2 separate regions of the Homo sapiens genome follow, and region 2 is linked to region 1. Evidence: read pairs that join two places in POLR2A ChIA-PET (ENCODE). Cell type or tissue: MCF 10A. All regions are shown on one strand. Each heading gives the region's core, and the rest is flanking DNA. Links, peaks and the distances in the headings are about the cores only. Region 1 overlaps PTEN (phosphatase and tensin homolog). Region 2 overlaps RNLS (renalase, FAD dependent amine oxidase).

Region 1 (12,714 bases), core at 1,853-5,852:
TACCACTCAAAACAAAACAAGCTTTTCCTTTTTAGTACAATTTAGTATATTGAGTTTTTCTAGAAAGAAAATGCATTTAGTAATGACATATGCACATATATGCATCCTTGCTAGTAATTTCATACCCACTGACATGAAAAACAGGAAAAAGAGGACTGACAAGACAGTCACATTTTACACTTTCTTTGGTACTTTTAAGATAAAAGGGGAGAAATTGTCAATAGTGAAGAATTCATAATGGAATATTTTATAAGGAATCAGAGATGTAGGACTAGGAAACACAATCTAAGAAGCTGGTCTCAGGACAACACAACAGAAAATAAACATTAGTTTTGTGCAGCTTCAGTTCTCTAAACTTCCCCTACTTTCTCAGGATCCCAGAACATGTGGTTTGACGAACACTCCTTAAGACTGCTTTAATAAAAATGCCTCTCAAATATTACTGTTAAGAGGACTATATGGACGGAAAGTGGAAGTAATGACTACTAAGTGTCAACCAGATGAACACACCTTACAAAGAGTTTCCACTTTTTTTTGTTTCATCCTCACAATCACGTGATAACTGTTATTATCTCCATTTTATATATGAGAAAGCTAAGACTTAAGAGCATTAAAAAACTTGCCCCAAATAACAGTATACAAATGAAAGAGCCAGAACTCAAGCTCAGTATCTCTGATTACAAAAGTCAAACTTTTTCTACTACTGTTCCATAATTCTACTTATAATAAAAAAAAAGTTTTAAATACAAAAGCAGTAACAAATTTCAGTCAAAGCCAGCATTCCTACAAGAGCAGTATCTGTCATAAATCACAGAACCAACAGTGACAGTAAAAAGCAAGGAAAAAGTTATGAAAATCTTCACAGGTAAGCATAGGAAATATGGGAGCAAATATGCTGGGACTAGTAATGATAAATATGCTCAGGGAATGGGGGTTGGTAGGATAAGGATGAAGACTTTCTTCTTAAATTAAAATCTCTGATAAATGCCCTCCTTCCACCTATACCTACTGACAGTTTCTTTTAAATTCTTTGTGGTTTGGTAGTGATAAGTCTCTCAACAAACTAAAATTAAAGATACACAAATGGCAAATGGGGTTTAGCCATTTAAATTTAACCATTTATGCTTCCTTATAACTAAAACTCAAAAGATACCAGTACCTCATATTGGTTTATATGAGACAAGAGAAATGAATAAGCATTTAAAGAATGAGTTTTTATGAAACAAGAGGCAGAAACTGAAGGAATAAGATTAACAGGAAAAGCTTCCAGAGAAGTGAGATTTGCCATAGAATCAGCTAGGTAGGCAGGTCTCTTCTTTACTCTCTTTGATGAAGCTATCACCATCTTACAAAAGAAAACTTAATAGATGAAAATTAGTAAAGCTAAAGGTTTACCACAAAATGATAAAGTATGTCAAATAAAATATGCACTGAAATATAGTAAATACCTTTAAAAAATTGGTATACAGTGAAAACTTAAATTCCTCAAAGGCAAGAAGTATACATCTCTTTATTCACTATCTCCCCTTCCCCATTCCTACCAGATTATACAACAAGGAACAAAAATAAAATATACTTGTACAAAACAAACTGATTAATTCAATTAAGTAACAGTACACCTGAATTTGCTTAATGTTATGAATGCCTGAAGAAAACACAGATATAAACAGATACAGTTAATCAGAAAGGCCATATTAGGAACTCTTCTTCACCCATGTATATCATAATTGCTATAAAAGATTTAACATACTATTAAATGTGGGTATGCCTAGTGCAAATATTTTAAGATCTTCAAATTATGTATGTTTGCAAAGACATATATATCACATGTAATACTATCCTAAAAATAAAAGAAATAAAATAGAACACCTGCTGCTTACCAGACTCACTTAACCAGAACCAGAAATACAAACAGAGGTAGAAAAAAGGTAAAGAAGATCGGAAAGTGACATTAGAACTCAAAACATGCTATAACTTAGTTCTAGAAACTTCTGAAGTCAGTAAAATTTGGAGAGGTTAAAACGAACAAGCAAAAAAGCAAAACGTAAAGGGAATATTGGCATAAACAGTGGATGGTCGGCTACCATATGTACCTGTGTGACCTTGTTCAACTCACTTAACTTCTCTAGGCCTCAGATTCCCCATCTGTAAAATGAGAAGGTTGGACTAAATGATCTCTTTCAGGTACTCTCCAGTTCTGAAAGCTTATGATTCCATGTGGGGAAGGGGCATTAAAATATATGCATTAAGAGCTACCCTCAACTAATAAACAGACTTCATTAACTTGGGAATCCAATGGTTGGAAATATAAAAACAAACAGGCAGTTAGGTTCCTAGGCTCTCTCCAATGCCAACTTTAACCATAATAATGTTAAGTGACCTACAATACTGATAGTACAGCTGAAGTCCTAAGTTCTTAAAGCAGGAAGTCACTACACACAGGAATGAAAAGAATTTCCTTCCCTTTCTTTGAATATGTTAAACTAGAATAAAATTTTGAAAAAGGCCGAATTTGTCTTTGGTGTCCTTCGATTTCCATTCTGAGACTTTCTAAATCCCCAGTTCTGATAGTCTAACCCTGAAGTGACTCAGTTTAATGGCTTCTAGCTTTTGAAAGTTCTTGTCCTTTTTTATTACTTATATTCTGAATCCAGTTGTGCAAAAAATACAAAGCTTTGTAGTTTTTATTTTCCTCCAAAGAAACACTATGGTATCCGCAACAAGGCTCTTTGTAGGAGAGGTTTATCAGGAAAAGAGAAAGACCCCTAAATGCATAGATCATTTGTAAGCTGGACCCATTAAGTTTCCATAACACCTTTTACTTTCTTTTATCTTGTTGCCTATTGCCACCACAATTCTCTCCCACCCCCAACATACAGACACCACAATCTGATGATAATGAATTCGCTGCCATATTCTAAACACTTTTATGCCAACAAGCTTCTTACAATGCCATTCCTTTGGCCTGTAACATCACTTCCCCTCCTCTCCTTGGCTTGAAAGTCAACCCTTACTGGTCCTTTTCACCCCAGCTCAAACTTGCCTTCCTTTATGAAACCTTCTTTATAAGGTAAAATTAGTGTTTCCAATGTTCTCTTCATTGCAACCTTCTATAGCAGAGTTACTTCTTCTGTAATGCTTTGTCTACCTTTTACATTAGAATGTAAGCGACTTGAGAATGGGAGCTACATCTTACTCACCTCTGTACACACCCCCCCAACATGTTTTGTGTTATCTAATAAGTGATAAGGACTTAACAAACGTTTGTTCCTTCATGACTCTGAGAAAAATCAGTGAAAACTTACTGAGAGTAACAATATCAATGTCCACTCCACTCTCAGTACTTCTGACGTTTTATCACACTAGAAAGATCACTAAATTACAGATAAATTTTTCCTATCTATAATTTATAGATATCACATGGGAAAGATAAAAGTCAAGTAAAAAATAACACGTTTTATGTGCCGATTTTTACAAATCAGAAAATAGTCAATATTTTGAGAAGGAAAAACAGTCTTCATGGGCAAAAAGAGTTAAGTTTTCTCTTCCTTCCTTCCTTTTTACCTTTTCACATCTCTACTCCCAAAGTCAAAAGAAAAACAAAAAGTTAAAGATAAGGTCAACTAGCTCTATCAATCAGGTGGGCAGTCCTTAAAACTCTGTCCTAGACAAGACAAGCCACCTAATTCAGCAATTTTAAATAACTTAGGTGATGTACAGTTAGAGAATGCCCTAACAGCTTTTTCAGTCAATAGCTCTAGAGACACAGGATAAACAAAATTATATTCACTCTGAAGTATACCTCCATGGAAGATGCTATTAGTGCTTTAACAGAAGCTCTACTGTGAATTACACTTCAAATTACCACACGGTTATGGGCTCAAATATGGGCTAGATGCCAAGTCATTTAAAGCAGATCAAGTAACATGAATCTGTGCCAACAATGTTTTACCTCATCACTACACTTTCTAAATGATCTAACAATGCTCTTGGACTTCTTGACTTAATCGGTTTAGGAATACAATTCTGTTAAAATGTATCTTTAACTCTACCTCACTCTAACAAGCAGATAACTTTCACTTAATAGTTGTTTTAGAAGATATTTGCAAGCATACAAATAAGAAAACATACTTACAGATTGTATATCTTGTAATGGTTTTTATGCTTTGAATCCAAAAACCTTAAAACAAAACAAACAAACAAAAAGCCACCATTAACAAAAATGAGCTAACATTTGAAATTACATTAATACTATCAAGAAAAACCAAAAGACAGATTTTCTTTTTCCTAATCTCAAATACCATTTAAGTGAAAATAAATAATCCAACAAATACCCCTTCTATGGGTTTAGAGTAGTAATCATGTCATTCTTAAATAATTATTACATTACACAGATTTATACAATCTGAAGTAAAACCAGAGCTTTTCAGAGAATATTTTCATAATCTTCTATCTTCAACCTAACATAATGAGACTGAATATTAAGACATAACTTCTTTAAAAAGCATTAGCATTTAGTGCAAGTATACCTAGCTCATAGAGATTTACAAGACAGTCATAATCAAGTACTCTTAAAAATAACCCTGAAAATTCAGACATCATTTTCCCATCAAACTGAAAACTTTTGATATTTGAAAGATCCACGTACTAACTATTAATTCTGTACAAAGGTATTAAACATTTTCACATATATACTCCATTCGACCCTCACAAACATCTGAGAGCTAGAGCTTATTAACACTATACAGAAGAGGGAGGTAGGTCTCAAAGAGATTACATAACTCGTCCAAGGTCATGTACAGCCAAGAAGTCAAAGAATCAAGACCAAAGACCTTTCCCTCAAGACAGTTATGAAAGTAAACAACAATTACAGCTAACACAAGCACTTACTATATGACAGACATATCCTAAGCACCTCAGGTATATAAACTGTTTAATCCTCAACCCCATAAGATAGGCAAAAGAAGGGCTAGAAGACCATGAAGCCGAGGAATTAACAGAATATACAGAATAAAAAGACAAATGAAAATCAGAAGACTAAACAAAAACTAAGAGTTCAGGATGTTAAATATATTTTAGGAGTTCCAGAAACAGAGAACACTGAGAAGAAACCGAAGACATAACTCAAGAAAAATACTCAAAAGTGAAGGATGTGAGTTTTCAAACTGGAAAGTTGCATGAGTACCTGGCAAAACAGATGAAAATAAGACCAAAATAGAAGCACACATATCTCATGAAATTTCTGAATACCAAAGAAACAGAAGATCCTAAAAGCTGCCAGAGAAGAAACAGGTTTCATAAAAGAATCTAGAATCAAAATGACATTATCCTTTTTAACAGCAATACTAGCAGCTAAAAAACAATTGGGCAAAACCTTCTGATTTTGAGGGAAAACTCTTCTCAGCCTAGAATTCTATACCAAGACAGACTATAAATCAAGTGTGACTATATAATAAGGGCATTTTAAAATCAGCGAAATCTCAAACCATACACTTTGTCAGGAAGTTACTAAAGATGTGCTCCGCCAAAACAAGAGTGGGAAACCATGAAAGAAGATGACAGTCTCCAAGAACTGAAGAATCTAACCCACAAGAGAGGAAAAGGGAATCCCTAGAATGATGGTGAAGGGACATCTTGAGTAGACAGCCATACAGCAAGCCAGGAAGAACAATTAGTCCAGACTGGGACAGATTAGAAGGCACCTGGAAAAGATAAAATTGATATAATGCCAAATGTGCTTAAACATGTTGAGAGATTTATACAATTAGGGGTGAGTTTATGAATTAAAGCTAAGAACATTGAAAACTAATTTTTTTAAAAAAAAGAGAGACAACTGTGAAGTCCAGAAAAAATAAAACATGCAGGAAAAAAGTCACAATATACTCTATCACTTAACTATGAATGGCATTTATCTAGTTATAATCCCATAAAAACTCAATATTGATATAACCAAAATTATAATGTAACTACTGGCAGGAATTATAATACAACTACTGGCAAGAAGAAGGATGAGGAGGAAGTCTGAAAATATGTGTGTGGTGATGTGGAAAAAAAGAGTATATGAACTTGAATCTGAAAAATTATGTTACAAAGTACTGCAAGCAGTATTTGTAACTGTCAGCAACATAAATTATATATTTTTATATCACACTACAGTTGTTGCAGATAGGCTACCATCCTTAAGAACAAAGAAACATAGTGCCCCTTGCTTTCAGCATGGTGGCTCTTCTCTGATACAGAAGGAAATGGAACTCAAGTGGAACACAGATTTCACTGAGGTAAACAGGAAGAGATTAGACTGCTAAGGCTGTTGGAGTTTGTGGAGCAAGGGACTAAGAATTTTGTATGGATTTCATCTCAGGTCCTTGGCTGGGGGCTGGGCTGTCTATGCGCAGGATCTGAAAGCATAACGGAGATGACGCCAGAGGTAACGAAATATAATACTGGGAGAAGCTGGAGTTCTGGCCTAGGCAAAGTGGAAGAGACCTCATGGAACACCCCAGATACTTAGCTGAGACATTGGAAAGGGCAACCTTGAAGTTAAAAACCATGCCCTAGGACAAAAGACAAATCTGAAAAATGCCTGCTTTAACAAAGAGAACCAAACCTGACAATACTAAATCAACTATCAATTTAAATGCCTGACAAAATGAAACTCAGCACCCTTAAAGGAAGTAACAATCCAAACTCCCTACATTTCAACATACGATTAAAATTTACTAGACAGGCAAAGCAGAAAAACATGACCTATTACAAAGAAAAAAGAGCAGGCAATAGAATCAGACTCCAAGATGAACCAGATGTTTGAATTAACAGACAGTGACTTTAAAACAGTTACTATAAATATGTACAAAGATGTTAAAAAACAATGAATACAATGAGTGAAAGATGGAAAGTCTCTGCAGACATAGAAAATACAAAAGACAGCAATTTGAGGCCTCAAAAGTACAATATCTAAGAAAAAAAATCTATCGGATGATCTCAACAGAAGATTGTAAACTGTAGAAGAAAGGTGTGGCAGATTGTATTTTCCAAAAATTCATTTAGCAAATATTTATCAAGCACCTGTTATGTAACAAATACTACTGTGGGCATAGCGGCAACAGAACTCGAAGTAATGACAACCATAATAATGAATGCTTCTAGCAGCCTGAGAAACCCGATGGAGAACTAGCTTTTGGTATCTCATTTGGAAAACAGCCTAAGGACATTGGACAGCTCCCACCAATCCTAAAATAAACGAAAAGAAAAATTAGCATCTGAAAAAGTAAAATAATTATTTATTTGCTACTTTTTCCCATGGCTAATTCGCTATTTGGTAACCATATATATTTCCCCTTGTATTAGTCCATTCTCACACTGCTATAAAGAACTACCTGAGACTGGGTAATCTTTTAGAAGAAGAAAGGTTTAATCAGAGGCCTCAGGAAACTTACAATCATGGCAGAAGGCCAAGGGAAAGCAAGCACGTCCCCGCGGCAGGAGTAGGAGGAAGAGAGAGAGCAAAGAGGGGAGGTGCTACACACTTATATACAAGCAGATCTCAGGAGAACTCTTTCGCGAGACAGCTCTAGGGTGATAGTGCTAAAACCATTACAAACCACTCCCATGATCCAATCACCTCCTACCAAGCCCCTCCTCCAACACTGAGGATCACAACTCCACATGAGATTTGGGTGGGGACACAGAGCCAAACCTTATCACTCCTGCTACATTCATGTTTAATCAACATTTGCTCTTAGAACCCTAGTGTAACTACAGCGGTTACTGCTGTTACTAACGCATAAATTTACACATAAATCATCCCTGCCTTAATCCCATCAACACAGGCAAGCTCCAAACATTTCAATTCTTAACTAATGCCTCCTGACCATCTTCAGGATGGTTATTAGAATTAATTCTGTTACGTATCCAATACATGGAAAGTAACTATCTTGTTTAAAATGTTCTTGTTTGTAACTTTCACCTGCACAGTACTGCTTTCTCCTACATTGCCTCAAGTTAAAGAAAAAATAATAACAGTTTTGAATAATTCTGCTCAAAAATAGTGATTCCTAGTACTCAAGAAAATCTAATCTCTCTAAATAGGTATAAAACTGGAGGGAAAAGAAATAAACAGTGCCAGGCCAGGCGCAGTGGCTCACACCTGTAATCCCAGTACTCTGGGAGGCCAAGGCGGGCAGATCACTTGAGGTCAGGTGTTCGAGACTAGCCTGGCCAACACAGTGAAACCCTGCCTCTGCCAAAATTAAAAAAATTAGCCAAGTATGGTGGAACGCGCCTGTAATCCCAGCTATTGGGGAAGCTGAGGCAGGGAGAATTGCTTGAACCCGGGAGGTGGAGGTTGCAGTGAGCCAAGATCGTGCCACTGCACTCCAGCCTGGGCAACAAAACGAGACTCCTTTAAAAAAAAAAAGAAAAGAAAGAAAAGAAAGGGAAGAAAGGAAGAAAGGAAGGCAAGGCAGGCAAGGCAAGGAAGGCAGGCAAGACAGGCAAGGAAGGGAAGGAAGGGAAGGAAGGAAAGAAAGAAAGAAAGAAAAGAAAGAAACAGTGGCAGAACTGACCTATAACTCACTAAGAAATTCAGAAGGCTATCAAAAATAATCTTAAAAACTGCCAAATATTTCTCCCAAGAAATCATATCATTTTGTGCTCTAACCAACATGCATAAGAGTTCCAGTTAATCTATGTCTTTGCCAATTCCTGTAAGCCCTTTTTGAGCCATTCCAGTAAATATGAGCTATCTCATTACGTTTAAATTTTCATTTCCCTGATGACTGATTTTAAACATCTTTTCATATGCCTACTGGCCATCTATATATCTTCTTTTGTAAAATTTCTGTTTCCATTTTTTGTTTTTTTTTTTGTTTGTTTGTTTTGAGACAGGATCTCACTGTGTTGCTCAGGCAAGCGTGCAGCGGTGCGATCACAGCTCACTGCAGCCTCCGCCTCCCAGGCTCAAGCTATCCTCCCACCTCAGCCTCCCAAACAGCTAGGACTACAGGTGCATGCCATCATGCCCAGCTAATTTCTTGTATTTTTTTATTTTGTAGAGACTGGGTTTCACCATGTTGCCCAGGCTGGTCTCAAACTCCTGGGCTCAAGCAATTCACCCACCTCAGCCTCCAAAAGTGCTGGCATTATAGGCATGAGCCACTGCACCCGGCCTGCCCTTCTCTTTATGGGGTTATTTTCTCATTATGAAGTTGTAAGAGCATCTTTATGTATATATTATACATTCAAGTCCTTTTTCAGATATATGTATTGCAAATATTTTCTCCAAAACTGCTTGCCTTTTCATTTTGAGTCTTTCAATGAGCAGAAATTTTTAATGTTGATAAAGTCAAATTTGTCCATTTTTTCCTTATATAGTTAATTTTATATGTACTGTCTAAGAAATCTTTAAACCAAAAGTCACAGAGATTTTCTCCTATGTTTTCATCTAGAAGTTTTATATTTTTAAATTTTACTTTTACATTTAGGTCAACAATCCACTTCAAATTAATTTTTGTATATGATAAGACATAAAAGTCAAGGTTCACTTTGTTTTCTCTATTGTTCCAGTATTATTTGTTTAAAAGATTATCCTTTTCCCATGAATAATCTCAGCACCTTTGTCAAGAAATGTGTATGTGAACTTTTCTGGAATCTACTCTGTTCAACTGATCTACATCATGTGACCCAACAATTCTACTCAAAGGTATTGAATAAACAGAAACAAAAATATATGTCCACAAAAGTCTTGCACATGAATGCTTACAGCAGCTTTGTTCATAACAGACCCAAACTGAAAACAACTCAAATGCCCACCACACTAATAAAGAAATGTCATATCCATACAATGTAATATTAGTCAGCAATAAAAAAGAACAAATTATTGATACTAGTAACAACAGGGATAAATTTCAAAAATATTATACTAAAAGAAAGAAGCCAGACACAAAAAGGAATACATGCTATATGACTGTATTTATATGTAATCCTAGTATAGGCAAAGCATATAGAAAGCAGATCAGAGATTGCCTGAAACCAGGTTTGGGGACTGACTACAAATGGGCATGAGGGAAACTTTTCATAAAGCGAGTGTTCTAAATCTTGGTTGTTGTGTTTACAAGAAGGTGTGTGTTTACAAGAAGGTGTGTGTGTGTGTGTGTGTGTGTGTGTATTTCTCAAAAGTCAATGAACCGTACATTTAAAATGGGTAGATTTTATTGCATGTAAATTATACTCCAATAAAGCTAATTTTTAAAAGTAATATAAAAAAAGTAATATAAATAGCCTCTGATTTAGAAATATCAGTATGTAAAATGCAACCTACCTTTAAAAAGACTCAAATTTATTTTGATTAAGCTAGAGGACAGCAACAGAAAGAGTACATCAACTTCAGGAATTAGAACTTTTTAGAATGAGAGGCAGAATGACACTGTATAGAACAGCACTGTCTAACAGAACTTTTGCAATAATGAAAATGTTCTGTATCTGTGCTGTCTTAATACAGTAATCACAAGCCACATGTAGCTACTGAGCACAAGAAATGTAGCTAGCAAAAACAACTCAGTAAATTTATTTTATTTTATTTACATTTAAACATAATGATAGCTACATGTGGCTAGTGGCTACCTACACTGGATAACAGATATCTAAAGGATATCTATCTATGAAAAAAAAAATCTGCTGGGATACAATACACATGCTCCCTAGTCAGGTAGTAGAAATGGGTACATCCTTAGAATAGAGCATAAAATTGGAACAGAGAAAAGGTACAGTAAAAATTAGAGACTTCACAGCTGTCAAAATATATACTAAACATATTTTCAACTACATGCAGTTTTCCAATAAATTCTTGCCATGCTTGATTAATTTGCTTCTGTCATTAGATTAGAAAGAAACTACAATTCTGGATATATTTCTAACTAAGAATGAGGAACAAGTTTGAGTGGAAATGCCAGGAAACAGGGAGAAAGTGTTCACATAATTTTAGAGTTCACGTCAGACAAGGAAGGAAATACTGGCGTAGTTAGATATGATACAGATCAGTAAAACAGATTTCAAAAGCTTCATTTAAATAACAGGCTATGAATTCATAACTCAACCTATAATGAAAGACTTGTGGTTTTAAAAACTAAAATTCTGTATAAACAACTACAAATGACTCCAGTTTAAAAAAGACAAAGGAGGAAATACACAAATTATCTAAAATCAACCAACACAGCTGCAGTGAATTTACCTTCAAAGCTCAGATTCAAAACGTACATATATATATTATAATAGCCAAAAAAGGGGATGAGAGATAATTACAGATGAAACAAAACAGCAGCACATATAAAGGAACATGAAAATAGTAAAAACAAAAGGCTTGGAGGAGGGGAGAATGTTCACACCAAAAAGAACAATAAAAAAATTAGGCCAGGTGCAGTGGCTCATGCCTGTAATCCCAGCACTTTGGGAGGCCAAAGCAGGCAGATCACTAGAGGTCAGGAGTTCAAGACCAGCCTGGCCAACATGGTGAAGTCCCATATCTACTAAAAATACAAAAATTAGCCGGGCATGGTGGCACATGCCTGTAGTCCCAGCTACTCAGGAGGCTAAGGCAGGAGAATTGCTTGAACCTGGGAGGCAGAGGTTGCAGTGAGCCAAGACTGTGCCACTGCACTCCAGCCTGGGCAACAGAGTGAGACTTTGTCTCAAGAAAGAAAAAAGAAATTAGACTCCCACACATTAAACAGCTATATAATGCTAAAGACAAGGAAAAAGGCAGGAACTCTTAAATTCCCTTTTCACTTTTATCTTCTCTATCCAAAAGAAGATGATTCAGTAAGTAAGGAGTAGTGGGTACATGACAGTTCTCTTTATTGAAAGCATTTCCTACTTGCTAATTTAAGCAAGGTGACTTTTAAAGAATATTTCTTAATAAACAATCAATAATGCAAAACAAAAGATAACCCACCAAGTTCTTTATGCTATTATTGTTTCATCTGAATTTTGTAGTCACAAAATTCAAATGGCAAGAGAAGCAGAACATTAGACAACTGTCTGAAGAAAGAATAAAATTGGTTTCCTGAAAATCATTAAGGAAAATACAAACAAACTAAAAGAAAAATAAGTTGAAAATAGGGTCAGTATATACATACACACACACCAGAAAGTACATAAGACCAATACATCAAAAAGTCGCTAAACCTCACAATTAAAAAAACACGATCAAATAACAAGATACCATTTTTTGCCAACAAGCTATAAAAAGTTAAAGTTTGAAACTATTCAGTTTGCCAAAGTTAGTGGGGATAGAAGGAAGAAGCACTCTTAAACAGTGAGTATATAAAATACCATTTTTGAAGGCACTAGTTTAAACCATAGACGCAATGGACCTAGCAACTCCACTGCTAAGAATTTGCCTTAAAGATATACTTGGAAAAGACAACAAGATACATATGTGAACTGTTCTCAATGACAAAAAAAAAACTGGAAACAACTTATATATTCATCATAGGGGCCTATTAATGATAGCATGATCATAAAATGAAATAAAAGGTAGTTAATAAAAGAATCAGGTAGGTAGATGTCCACAACAATATGGAAGATTCCTCAGATATAAAATTTTTGAAAGGGGCCAAACAGTGGTAGTATGTTCCCATTTGCTTTTCTTAAAAAGTGGGTAAACAATGAAAACAATTTTCAAAAGAATATGTGAAACTTTAAATTACAGATATAGTT
Region 2 (12,714 bases), core at 5,253-9,252, 450 kb before region 1:
TAATGGCTAAGTGGGTGTCCTCAGCCCTCACATCCTGCTTATCTATGGAAACTAAGTAACATGGGAATGATAGCTAGAAATCCACCCTTTTCAGAGGACCCAAGAGTCCATCTTTAAATGCTGTATGGCTGGGTATGCTGTGAGGATTCTCTTAACACAGAACAGCTCTGCCTTCCAAAACCCTAAAGACGTTTGATAAGGAAAAATAGCTAACAAGTTATGCCTTTCTCATAACCTTTGAAACCTACTTAAAAACTGAAACAGTACAAGAATTTGCAGTTTAAAATGACCAGAGAAGTGGCAGAAAGCCAGAATTCTGTCAGAGACGGCTTAGAAAAGCTTAATGATTAACAAATGGGTCACTGCCTTCAGGCTCTGACCTTTAGAACTAACCAATTTTAGCCTTTTGGTTATGTTCCTTCAACTCGTTTTATATCAAGGAAAAAAAAATACTCTCTAATGGCACAGTACCACCCATCCAAAAAAAGGATTCTTAGCAGTCCAGTATTTGGTCAGTAGCTTTTCTGATAACATGGAGTTGGTCCTAAGCACAGTATTAACAACTGTTAAATTATATTTTTTGTTAGAGTTTAAGGAAGGCCCTAAGCACGACTGCATATCCTGCAGGTGAAATGTACGAAATTTCGGTTAACATGGTAACGGCTCTAAAAATACCTAGGCTACAGTTTAACCACAGAGTTTCCTCCTTAACGTAAAAAAGCCACCATCACGAGCTGTTAGAAAGTGCAACAAAAGCAATCTCTGTCGGACTTTGTGCAAGCAGGCTATTAAATCAGGCCTGGCAGTGACAATCTGCAGCCACTCTGCATCAAAGTAATAATTAAAGTTTTGCAAGCCCAAACAGCAATGCACAAACCACCTAAGAAATATGTTACATTGATAAGTCCTTTTTTTCTGCCTGTAACTTCTCTTCTCCCCTACCCCCAACCACCAGGTGGACTAAGCAGGGCGTGGCAGGGGCACCGTGACAAAGAGTCACCACACCATAACCACAGGGCCCCACCCGAAGGAAAACCTAGGGCAGGCTGCCACGGTTTTCCCAGCAACCTCTGCACCAGGATCCCATAGAGTATGCACAGGAGGCTAAATCACTCACCTGGGGTTTCCCATCTGGGCTCTTTGCTTGGCAGAGACAGAGAGGGTGGGGTCAACCTTTTCCTTGATGCTTTTGCAGTTAGCAAGTTGGAAACACATTTGACTCTTTTGAATTCTGTGCCTTGGCTATTCAGGAGTCTGTCATGTCTGGGCTTACTAAATTCTACCATGTCTAGGCTGCCGGGTTTAATAAATAGAAATACCTGACATCCAGTTAAATTGGAATTTTGAATAAACAGTGAAGAATTTAGTGAGTGTAAGTATATCCCATGCAATGCTTGGGATACTTACACTACATACTTATATACTTATACTACAAATAATTTCATAGTTTACCTGAAATTCAAATTTGACTGGATGTACTTTCAGAGTCTTTTTATCCACCAACACCCAATTAACAAATTGGTTTTTATTTGTTTGGGCTTTTTAACTTCATTTTGCTTTTATTTAGTTTTGCTTTGCCTTGCAAGCCTTGGGTCAGTGTAGAAAGGCTAATCCAAGGAAATGAGCTAGCATTTGCTGAGCTCATTCTTAAATCAGGCTTCATCTTAGGTACTTTTGATGCATGGTCTTTTAAAATCCTCACATCATCCTCTATAATAGCCTACTTAAAATCCACATTTTATAGAGGAGGGTACCTCAGCTCAGAAAGGTTAAGTGATTTGACCAAGGTCACACAGCTAACAAGGAGGCAAAGCTAGGTGTAAGCCTAAGTGAGTATGACCCCAACTGGCTTTCTCAACTACTTAGTACATCTGCAATAGTCACATTTAAATGTAATAGTTAATTTTTGCCTGTTTATCAGACATTAGGTTCTTTTCCTTAACAAACGTCAACTCAATAGCATAGATTTCATAAGCGAAAAGCTCAAATTGACAGCTGAATTGGGAACTGTTCTCCATCAACTCCTGGTACATAATAAACTATTTTATTAATCTCTTTACTAAAAATGAACTTCCAGGCCATTTCTGACTACTCCACACTAGAGCTATAGTTGTTCTAAGTGCTTTCTATATAGTAATTAATCTAATATTGAAATCAACCCTATGATATAGTCAGTACTATAATTTTCAATTTATAGTGTAGAGAAATTGAAGTTCACAGCCTTTCCCAAGGTCATACACTGGTAAGGGAATTAAGCATGATTTAATCTCATCTTCCTGGCTGCAAAGCCTAGGTTGTGTGGCTTTGAGGAATTACTTAGCCTCTCTGAGCCTAAGTTTTTTCATGTGTAAAATGGGAATTATAACTACAGTACTATCTATATCATTGTTAACCATCTAAATAATGGTTAATTCATTTACCAGTGTTTGACCTTGAGAAAGTCTCTGAACTTAAACAGCTTTGCACATAGTAAGCACTCAACAAACATGAACTTATACAATTATTTTGAGAATTATCTTTAGTAGACACCTTTGACAATAAAGGACATAAGAGAATAGTCTATGTCAGGGATTGGCAACATTTTTCTGTTAAGACCCAAAAAGTAAATATGTTAGACTTTTTAGGCCAAGAGTCAAAATCAAGGATATTATGTGGGCAATTACATGACAAGATAGAAAACAAATTTCTATAAATCTTTATTGACAAAAATGGAAAATTTGATAATAATAGTTAAGTATAATTTTCTATAATATAGGTCTACTGATGAGAAAAATTGAATTCTTTTATTGTGGGAGAGTGATAACATTTCACTTAATTGGGGTTCAAAGTTAGTGCTTCCTATCATCAGAATCAATTGCCCATGCCCATCTGTTAATGCTGATTCATAATGAGGTTTTACATATTTTGTCTTTGAAAATATCTTTTCACACAAATAGATACTGTCAAATACTAATATCTGTTGATGAACATATGATTTTAATTTAGCACAATCATTACTTAAAAAGCACTTAAAGAATTCTATTAGATTCTTCTCTTGGTATTTGCCTTTTAGCATGTCATTATATTAATTACTTCCAATTGAAGGGTAGGTGGAAGCTCCTCAATTGCACAGTTAAATGGATTTTGAAATAAGGAAATTTCATTTGCACTTGCATCAAAGTCCAAAAAAATCCACTGCTGGAATTGTAGTTTGAACTCAAAAGATATATCTGCTGCACGTTTGTGTGGAAATGGAGGTCTTGCTTCTTGTTTTAACTTTTGACAGCACAGGAAATGTAGAAAGCAGTTTGACATTACATGTGATTCAAACAACATTAGTTGTCACTGAAATGACTTTACCACAGTATAAATTTCACTTGTAAGTGCTGTTTTGCCTAACAATTTTAGGTTGAATTTTTAAAGAAACATTAACAGTCTGTAGGAAAGCTCATTTCCAAAACTATTCAGTATTCAATTATAGGTGATAGTGGTGCATCTCATTCATAAAAATTTCAATCTTGGCCCTGAGCTCAAACAAATCATAATGAAATGTTACTACTACTTAGCAATTGTTTCTGCCATGTGATAGAGAAGTAGAATATTCAGATTCTATTCTAACAAAACTTTACAGGACTAATGATGGTTAAGTCCGCAAAAGTAAATGAATATCACCATTGACACTACTGTTTCAATTACACATGATAGATTTAAAGATGTTCCACAAAGCACCGCTGATGAATAATATGAGTCACTATAGGTTTAAGATGCCTTACATTTTGAAAAGCTATATGAATTTGTACAATTAAACCCTTTTTCTGCTTTAAAATAAATATTTTACCACCGTCTATTGGAACACATCTTAGAAGATTCCCCTTCAGGTTGTGCAGAATTTGTGTTCTCTCAGTTTTTTTGGAAATGTTGTCACCTATAGTTTTACAATGCAGGCTATTCATTAGGCTAATTCTTTAATCACTGTAGACTCAGAATTGACTCCTCAAATAAATAATAACTGAGTGGTATCAGCTATATCTGTCAACTCATCAAGATGCAAGGAAAACCACTCAAAATTACTTGCCTTGTCTTTTAATCAACAATTGCCATTGCTTCCAGTATTCTCAACTATTCAAGCAACTGTTCTCACCAAAAAGCTAATAGTCTTAAACAGGTTTGTTCTATCTGGATAATTTATTCAACTGCTATAATCAAACACAATTTAATTTATTCATCCTCAGTAAATAGCTTTCCTTGCTTGGGAAACAAATGAGCTACTCAGAAAATTATTTTTGATGCAGTGTTATTTGCACTTTTTATTTTTGTGAAAAAATTCTACTGTGATGATATATTCAATTTAATTTTTTATTTCTATGACTATTGGTTACTGGTGAGTTGAGAATAATGTGATGAGTGTTTAACCTAGAAATGCCTGTATATATTGTATTTTTTTAGCATAGCCAAAGTGTCATGCACAATAGACACAATGCTTTGCCATCTAATTTGATAACAGTCATCTACACTCCACTGTACCTGTCATTTGAAGTCCACTTTTCTCTTCTTTTACTGTTTTGAGATGATAGGTATGAAATGGCAGTTTAAAAAATAAGATGTCACAGTACAACGTGGCATGTAAAACACAATCAAATGATAACTATGTCAGTATGATTTGTAGTGTACCCAGCAGCACTGCAAAGCAATAAAAGCAACATATACAGTCAATATGTCACAACTACTCTACTCTGCCATCGTAGTGGGAAAGTGATCATAGATAATAGATATATATATGAAAGAAAGAGCATGGCTGGTTCCAATAAAACTTTATTTATGGATACTGAAATTTGAACTTCATATAATTTGTATGTACCAAAAAATTGTTATTTTTGTATTTTTCAATCACTTAAAAATTTAAAGACCATTATATCAGCTGGGGGGATATAAAAAAACCAGACAGGGGTCAGATTTGGCCCATGGATGGTAGTTTACCAACCCCTGTTCTAGGTAACTAAGTATAAAGTAGATTTCAGAAAACATTGATAAATATTTTTCTAAAATTTAGAAACTTTTAAGTGATATATAATTTGTACTTTAAAACTGTCTCTGTTTGATATATCATCTTAATATTTGTTTAATCACAGAAACCTAGTGTAATCTATAATTCAAAGGGACGGTCATCTACAATTAGAGGGAAAATTCAAGGAGAATCAACTGAAAGCCTATTATCACTAATAAAAGAATTTTTTAAAAGCTGAATATAAAAAACAAAAAATACTTTTAATATGTATATATATATAAATACACATACAAATATATACATAATTCAGTAGTTTTACTATACTTCAGCAATGGCCAATTTGAAAATATTGTATTTTTAAAAAACTATCCACAAGAATAACGAAAACAACAGACTACCTAGGAATAAGCCTAAAATAATTGTACGTGAGTAGATGAAGAAAACTTCTAAAACTTTGCTAAAGGATCTACAAAATGACCTGGATATATGGGGAAATATACCATGTTAATATACAAGAAGACATAATAAATATGTCAGTTTGCTACACATTAATTTATTAAGTCAAAGCAAGGCTGTGACTTAAGTGCCAAGCAAGGCACTTGGCGAGTTTATTCTGAAATTTATCTGAAAGACGAAATTCTTAAAATCTGCAAAGATATTTCTGGGGGAAGAAAAATTAGACTATACTATGCGTTCTACTGGATATCAGAACATATCAAAAAGCTATATAAATTAAAATAAAATGGCACTTTTGTAGTAATGATCAAACAGTTTAATGGTTCAGAATAGACAGTCTAGAAATAGACATATATTTATTTAAGAATTTAGTTCATAAAGGAGGCATTTCAAATCAATGGAAAAAGAATGGATGATTTAAATAAATGGTACAGAGACAACTGACTATCCATCTAAAAAGAGTTAGATTTTCACTGTCCCATACCATGTAAAATAATAAATTCAAGATAGAGTCAGAGACTGATCTTATGATGAATAAGAAAAGGTATAAAAGTGCTAGAAGAAAGTATAGGATATTTTTATATTCTTCAAATGGGAAAGCCTTTTTCTAAAAAAGACACAAAACCGGCCGGGCACAGTGGCTCACGCCTGTAATCCCAGCACTTCGGGAGGCCGAGGCTGGCGGATCACGAGGTCAGGAGATCGAGACCATCCTGGCTAACACAGTGAAACCCCGTCTCTACTAAAAAATACAAAAAAAAAAAAAATTAGCTGGGCATGGTGGCGGGCGCCTGTGGTCCCAGCTATTTGGGAGGCTGAGGCAGGAAAACAGCATGAACCCGGGAGGCAGAGCTTGCAGTGAGCGGAGATCACGCCACTGCACTCCAGCCTGGGTGACAGAGAGAGACTCCGTCGTCTCAAAAAAAAAAAAAAAAAAAAAAAAAAAGATACAAAACCCCAAGACTAAAAAATGAAAACAATGAACGGATACATAAAACTCAAATTTCTCTATTACCTAGCAAGCAACTGGTTGAATACATTTGCAATATAGGTAACAAAAGTAGGATTAATATGCAGAAAATATGAGCAAGACAAATAACCCAAGAGTCAAACAGGCAAAATTTGTGAATAGACAGTACACAGAAGAAATGCAAATGATCAATAAGCATGAAAAGATAATCAACCTCCTTCGTTGTTGCAATTTTTTATTGCAATGTGACAAGCCACTCCAAACTTTAGTGACATAAAACAATCATTATATTATGCCAAGAACTCTGTGGGTCAGAATTTTGGACAGGTTACAATGCAGACGTTTGTCTCTGTGCCTTGGTGTCTGGGGTCTCGGCTGGAAAGACTCAAAAGCTGGGAGGTGACTGGACAGCGGGGGGCTGATACCTTCAGGAGCCATCTTCACTCACAAGTCTGTTGGTTGATGCTGTTGTAAGCTGGAGCTGTCTGCCAGAAACCTATGAAGCCTCTGTAAATGTCCTGAGATTCTTCACAACATGATGGCTGGGTTCCAAGATTGAGTCAGAACCAGCCATAAGTTGTATCATCTTTTATGACTTAGCTCAAAAGTCACTGAGTGTCAGTTCTGCCTTAACCACAGACCCTCTTAGTTTCAAGGGAAGGGGATATAGACCCTACCTCTTGATAGAAAAGTTGTCAAAGTCATATTTAAGAAGAGAATCAGGGATGGGAGATATTGTTGCAACCATTTTTGGAAAATCTATCTGGCAAATTAGTTATCAGGAAAAGGCATATTAAATACCTAGAAACCACTTACTTACCACGTATCAGACTGATAATTCTTCCCAGGTTCATTCATTCATTGGGAAAAAGAGCCAGAGGAGTGACAGAAAAGAAAGAAAAAAAAAATCATTTGAAATTTTAGCACTATTTTTCCCTATTAAATAAAAAACACCTTGGTCTGGGGGGAATTTTTTTTGTTCAAAATATTATTAAACTGGCCATTTTACTAGAATGTGAAAAAAGTATTTATTTTGTACACTCTGCTTAAATAGCAATCCATTTTCACATTTAAGTAAACCAAAGCAAAGAAATTCCCTGTTATTAATTTAATTCACTCTTCAACATTAAAACATATATGGTCAAGTGCCACACAACAACATTCCAGTTAATGACACTAGTGGTCCTATAAGATTGTAATGGAGCTGAAAAATTCCTATGACCTCGTGATGTTGTAGCCATCATAATGCCAGAGCAAAATGCATTGCTCATATGTTTGTGGTGATGCTGCTGTAAATAAACCTATTGCTTTGCCAGTCATATAAAAGTATAGCACATACAAATATATACAGTACATAATACTTTATAGTGGTAGTAAATGACTATGTTACTGGTTTATGTATTTATCTATACTATTGTAGGGACCCAGGGAAAACTTCTCCTTCACCCTCTGAAGGTTTGATGGAAATCAACTGACAAAACAGCAGATTAATAAAAAAGGCAAATACAAATTTATTATAATTTTACATGACTTGGGAGCCTTTAGAATGAAGACACAAAGATGAAGGAAACAGTCCATTTTTATACTTTGGTTCAACAAAGTATGTATAGCATGTGCAAATATGATTGGACAAAAAGGGTATGATCTAATGCTAATAGACTGAGTGGGAGAACCCAGTAAGGCCTGTCTGTTTAGATTCTTCCTGGCCTTTCTGTGCAGCGTTCCTTACTTCTGGGTAAGGGGCAGGAGCCTCTCTAGAATGGGGGGTCTTATGACCTACAGTCAAACAAGGTAGGTGAGATAATTTTTTATGGCCAATTTTTATACAGAAAGGCAGGGGTGAGGTGGGAGTTAAAGTAATATTTTAAAATTTTATTTTAAGTTAAAGTAATATTTTTAAGCTGGCTTTGGGGAAAAGGGTTCTGGTTTCTATGACGTGCCTTGGGAAGAAGGGATTCTAGTTTCAATGGCCAGCCTTAAGAGAGAATGAGTGGCCAGAAACAGGATGGCAAAAGATCAGGGAGAACCTTTTGCTTCTGAGGCCTTCCTTTTGAGGTACTGTTTTCTGAGCTCCAATACCATATTTTTTATCATTATTTTAGAGTGTACTTCTTAGACTTATTTTTTTTTTAGTTAGCTGTAAAATGGCCTCAGGCAGTTCCTTCAGTAAGTATTCCTAAAGAAGACATTGTTATAGGAGATAAACAGCTTCATGTGTGTTAATGCTCCTTGAAGACCTTCTAGTGGGACAGTACGGGGAGGTGGAAGACAGTGATATTGACGACCCTGACCCTGTGTATACCTAAGCTAATCTGTGTGTTTATGTCTTAGTTTTTAATGATAAAGCTTAAAAAGTAAAAAAAAAATTAAAAATACAAATTTATAAAATAAGGATATAAAGAAAATATTTTCGTACAGCTATGCAATGTGTGTTTTAAGCTAAGTGTTATTACAAAAGAGAAAGTTTAAAAAAAAGTTTACAAAGTACAAATGTTAAGGAAGCTAAGATTAATTTATTATTGAAGAAAATTTGTTAAAATAAATTTAGAGTAGCCTATGTGTACAGTGTATATAAAGTCTACAGAAGATTACAGCAATGTCCTAGGCCTTCACATTCATTCACCATTGACTCACTGACTCACCCACAGCAACTTTCATCTTGCAATCTCTATCTATGGTAAGTGTCCATACACATGTACCATTGTTTATCTTCTACACTGTATTTTTATTGTACCTTTTCTATGTGTAGATACACAAATACGTAACATGTGTTACAGTCACCTGTAGTATTCAGTACAGTAACATCTGTACAGATTTGTAGCCTAGGAGCAATCCACTAGACCATATAGCCTAGGTATGTAGTAGGTTATACTAGCTACATTTGTGTAAGTACTCTCTATGATATTCACATAATGCAAAATCACCTAATGATGAATTTCTCAGAACATATTCCCATTGTTTATGTTCTTCTGAACATAAATTTAATTGCATTTTTTCCCTGTAGCTTACAGTTGTCTTCTACTGGGAGTCAAATAAATACATTTAGAAGATGAGAAGAAAATAACAATAAGGATGTGTGCGTGTGTGTGTGTGTGTGTATATGTGTGTGTATGTGGAGATAATGTGTGTGCATGCATGCGACACACACACACAGAGATGTGGAGAATACACCTTATCTTGTATTTGAGCTTTTCAAAGAATATTTCTGACTTATATGCAAGAAAGTAAGAAACTCAAGTGTAGCTAACCTTGTCTGATTTTAGGAAGCCATACAAATATTATTTCAAAGAGAATTTTCCCATATAAAATAATTCACTACGTTTAATGAATAATTTATAATAAATGGTTTGATATTTCTTATGAAGTTAAGTGTTACTCTTTTTTTGTATCTTAAGTGCATAGTTTATATGGTAGTATTTTTAACAAGACTATTGAAACAGACTTCCTTTTCCAAAAATAAAATGTTTTATGTTCTTAGCCAAAACCATTTTGATATTTTTAAAATATTGTGAATGTGAATGTATGATTTTATATTGATTTACTTTACCCACAATATTTATATATTGTTCATTGTAGAGTTAACTACATGGTATGTAGGGGAAGATTTGCATATATTTCACACAGGCAGGTTGCTGTATATACTAATATGTGAGTGTAATCCCATTCTGATTTTGGTATACCTGCCACCATAGAAATAAAGCTGGCGATTCAGTGACTAGAAAAAGACAATGAAGAGTGCAAGCTTTTTCCAGCCATGCCTGAGTAACAGTTGGAGCTGCTTTCCCCACAACATTATCTTTTTGACACTTGCAAGAGAATAATATTCATTTGCAATTGCTAATGCAATACAAACACCAAGTTAGCAAATTAAAAAGTTAAATTTCTCAAAGCGACATTGACTCATCTATATTACATACAATAAATAAATATTTTATTTGCTTCATCATTCAATTCAATTTCCCAATATGCATTATTTGAAATAGAGGTAAATTTTTCTATGAGGTGCCTATTCTTATTTTCTCCTTTTTTCACTAAAGGGATTCAGGAAATGCCACCCCAAAATATGACACATTGGTATGTTTATTGCTTTGAACTGAGGACACTTGGGGAACAGTGGATGCCGGCAGAGGCTTCCTCTGAGCTCCCTTTAGTCTTCCTAAAGACAGCCCCCAAAAGGAACTAAATTGTCATGAATCCCCTCCCTGGGAATCTTATCAACCAAGGAAGATTAACTTCGATCACAGGAGAGGAGATTGGAGGTGGACACCATGACCCCACAGATTAACACCTATTTTTCTGAGGGCTGCTCCCAGATAACTTGTATTACGTGAGAGACCTTATGTCTGCGTAAGACAACCATTTATTCACCATACATTGTCTCCCCTTATCCTCCCATTGCTTGTGTTGCCACCATCCCCTGGAAGTGCCAAGCCCCTACTCCTTTCTGTACCTCAGGATGCTATATAATCATCTGATCCTTCTTCCAATCCCATATTTTATGGGACTCCCATGCATACATGTTATTAAATATGGTTTTCTCCTATTAATCTGTTTTATGGCAATTTAATTTGTAGCCCAGCCAAAGAACCTAGCAGACTGAAGGGAAGCCATTTTTCCTTACCCTACTGCACCATCCTAAATCTTTGTGCAAAAGGAGAAACTAGCACAGTGAAATTGTTTCTAAATTAGAAACCAGAGTGTAAATCAGTTCTCATTGCAGGCAGCTCTCAGTTTATGAACTCTCTGTTGGTAATCTGATTGTTTCCAATTAGGAATGGGTGTTCCCATAGAAATAATGTTGTAATCTGCCATCTCAGGCTTGCCTGAAAAAGTTTATCATTGATACAATAGAAATACTACCATTTGCACAAATGAAAGAGCAATACAATCAAAACAAAGCAATGTTTCTATTTATATTGGACATTGGTTATTAACAAAAAGCCAGATGAAGAAGGAGATGGAGTCTTTTGTGAGATTCGGAAGGGGACTTCGGGGAACTCTTACTAGTTCATAGTCCTTTATGACATCTAATTTCATTTTAAAAGAATGTGGTTTTTCTTGTCCCTGCAACTCTAAGCATTAAAGCCATTTTTAATTTATTTTGGGGTTTTTTTGTTCTCTTTGAAGCTAGGGGTTGTTTTGTTCTGTTGTTGTGGTAGAAGTTGGTGTCTTGTTCATAAATGGAATAAAAGAGAAAGGGAAGAGAAGATAATTTGGTGAGCTAAGAAGAGATCTTGTGACAACAGGACAAGAAATTGAAGAGGAAGAGAGAGAGTAACAAGACTGGAAATTTTAAAAGGATATATATACTTTAAGAAGGAAACTGGCTTAGTAGTGAGCTGTTAACTGAAAACTTCTGGTAAGAATGAGAGCAAGTGGGGAGGAGGTCATTTGTGGTTATAGTAGGGAGTAGGAGGTAGCAAGAGTAAACCATCAGATGGACATCAAGCCAGAATAATTTGCTTGCTGCCTGAGCTGGGGGTAAGTGCCAAGGTTAGTTGCGTAGAAGCTTGGAAAAATAGTCTGCATGGATATTCATAACCTAGGGTGAAACCAGATATGTATGAAGAGATTTCAGCAGGTAACTCAATAATTGTATGCTAAATGTCCATGAAATCAGTGAGACTAGCTCCATTTTAATGTCCCTGAGAAGACCCATGTATCACTCACAAGTGTGGGGAGAAAAGTTTGATCTTTGGAATTTGTTCTTTAAATAATGGAATGACATCCCATATGTCACCTCATCATCGAGATCACGCCCTAGCAGATGTACACATTTCCCTGCAAACAAAGAGTAAACAGGTGTGTGAGGTGGATATGTTAGCGCAGGAAAGCAAAAGGAGGAATTTATGTTTTTGACTCTAAAAATGGGAAAACCATGAGTCTTGAATATGTCATAAGAAAGAAGTAAACCACCTGCTATGTTCTAGGCATAAGAGGTGCTTTGGTTAATTGCATTAAATTATATACTAACTAATTAATAACAGACACCTGGTAAAAACAGATACCTTGTTAATAAGGAGAACTTTTGGATAACCTGGTCTATAATTGAAGTTATAGGTCAGAAGCAAACACCTTGAGGTTATGAAATATCATGTCTTTCCAGAGATGAGCCAGGACAACTTTTTCATTTTCTTTCTCTTTTGCTATCACAGCTGAATCTCCTTTTAACAATTGTAACTTCTTATACCAGTTAAGGCCATTTTATTGAACTCTTTTCCTGCAACAATAACAATAATTGTTATTATTTTTTGCCCCTATTTTGTGTCAGCTATATATTAATATATAAAATTTCTAATTTTCT

The links. ChIA-PET counts read pairs that join two places held together with the same protein. Peaks named below come from ENCODE experiments on the same cell type or tissue, not always from the same donor. Only the 100,000 strongest peaks of a DNase experiment are listed, where the experiment ranks them.
Region 2: POLR2A ChIA-PET joins it to region 1 with 5 read pairs; 5 of 35 experiments call an interaction of 5 or more read pairs at or near these places.

The regions. Positions count from the first base shown.
Region 1 is chr10:87,916,979-87,929,692 of GRCh38, reverse strand. It overlaps PTEN (phosphatase and tensin homolog), which reads right to left. Exons shown (of 9, transcript NM_000314.8): 3 at 4,136-4,180. Among named protein-coding and RNA genes, the nearest start is that of PTEN, 60 kb to the right of the region's middle. RefSeq lists a silencer at 458-557. In MCF 10A, for the core only: no CTCF peak of the experiment used is centred there; a DNase peak (open chromatin) is centred at 3,912.
Region 2 is chr10:88,374,036-88,386,749 of GRCh38, reverse strand. All of the region lies in intron 4 of RNLS (renalase, FAD dependent amine oxidase), which reads left to right. LOC101929727 (a long non-coding RNA gene) reads right to left here. Exons shown (of 3, transcript XR_001747537.3): 3 at 6,629-12,630. Among named protein-coding and RNA genes, the nearest start is that of RNLS, 200 kb to the left of the region's middle. In MCF 10A, for the core only: no CTCF peak of the experiment used is centred there; a DNase peak (open chromatin) is centred at 6,959.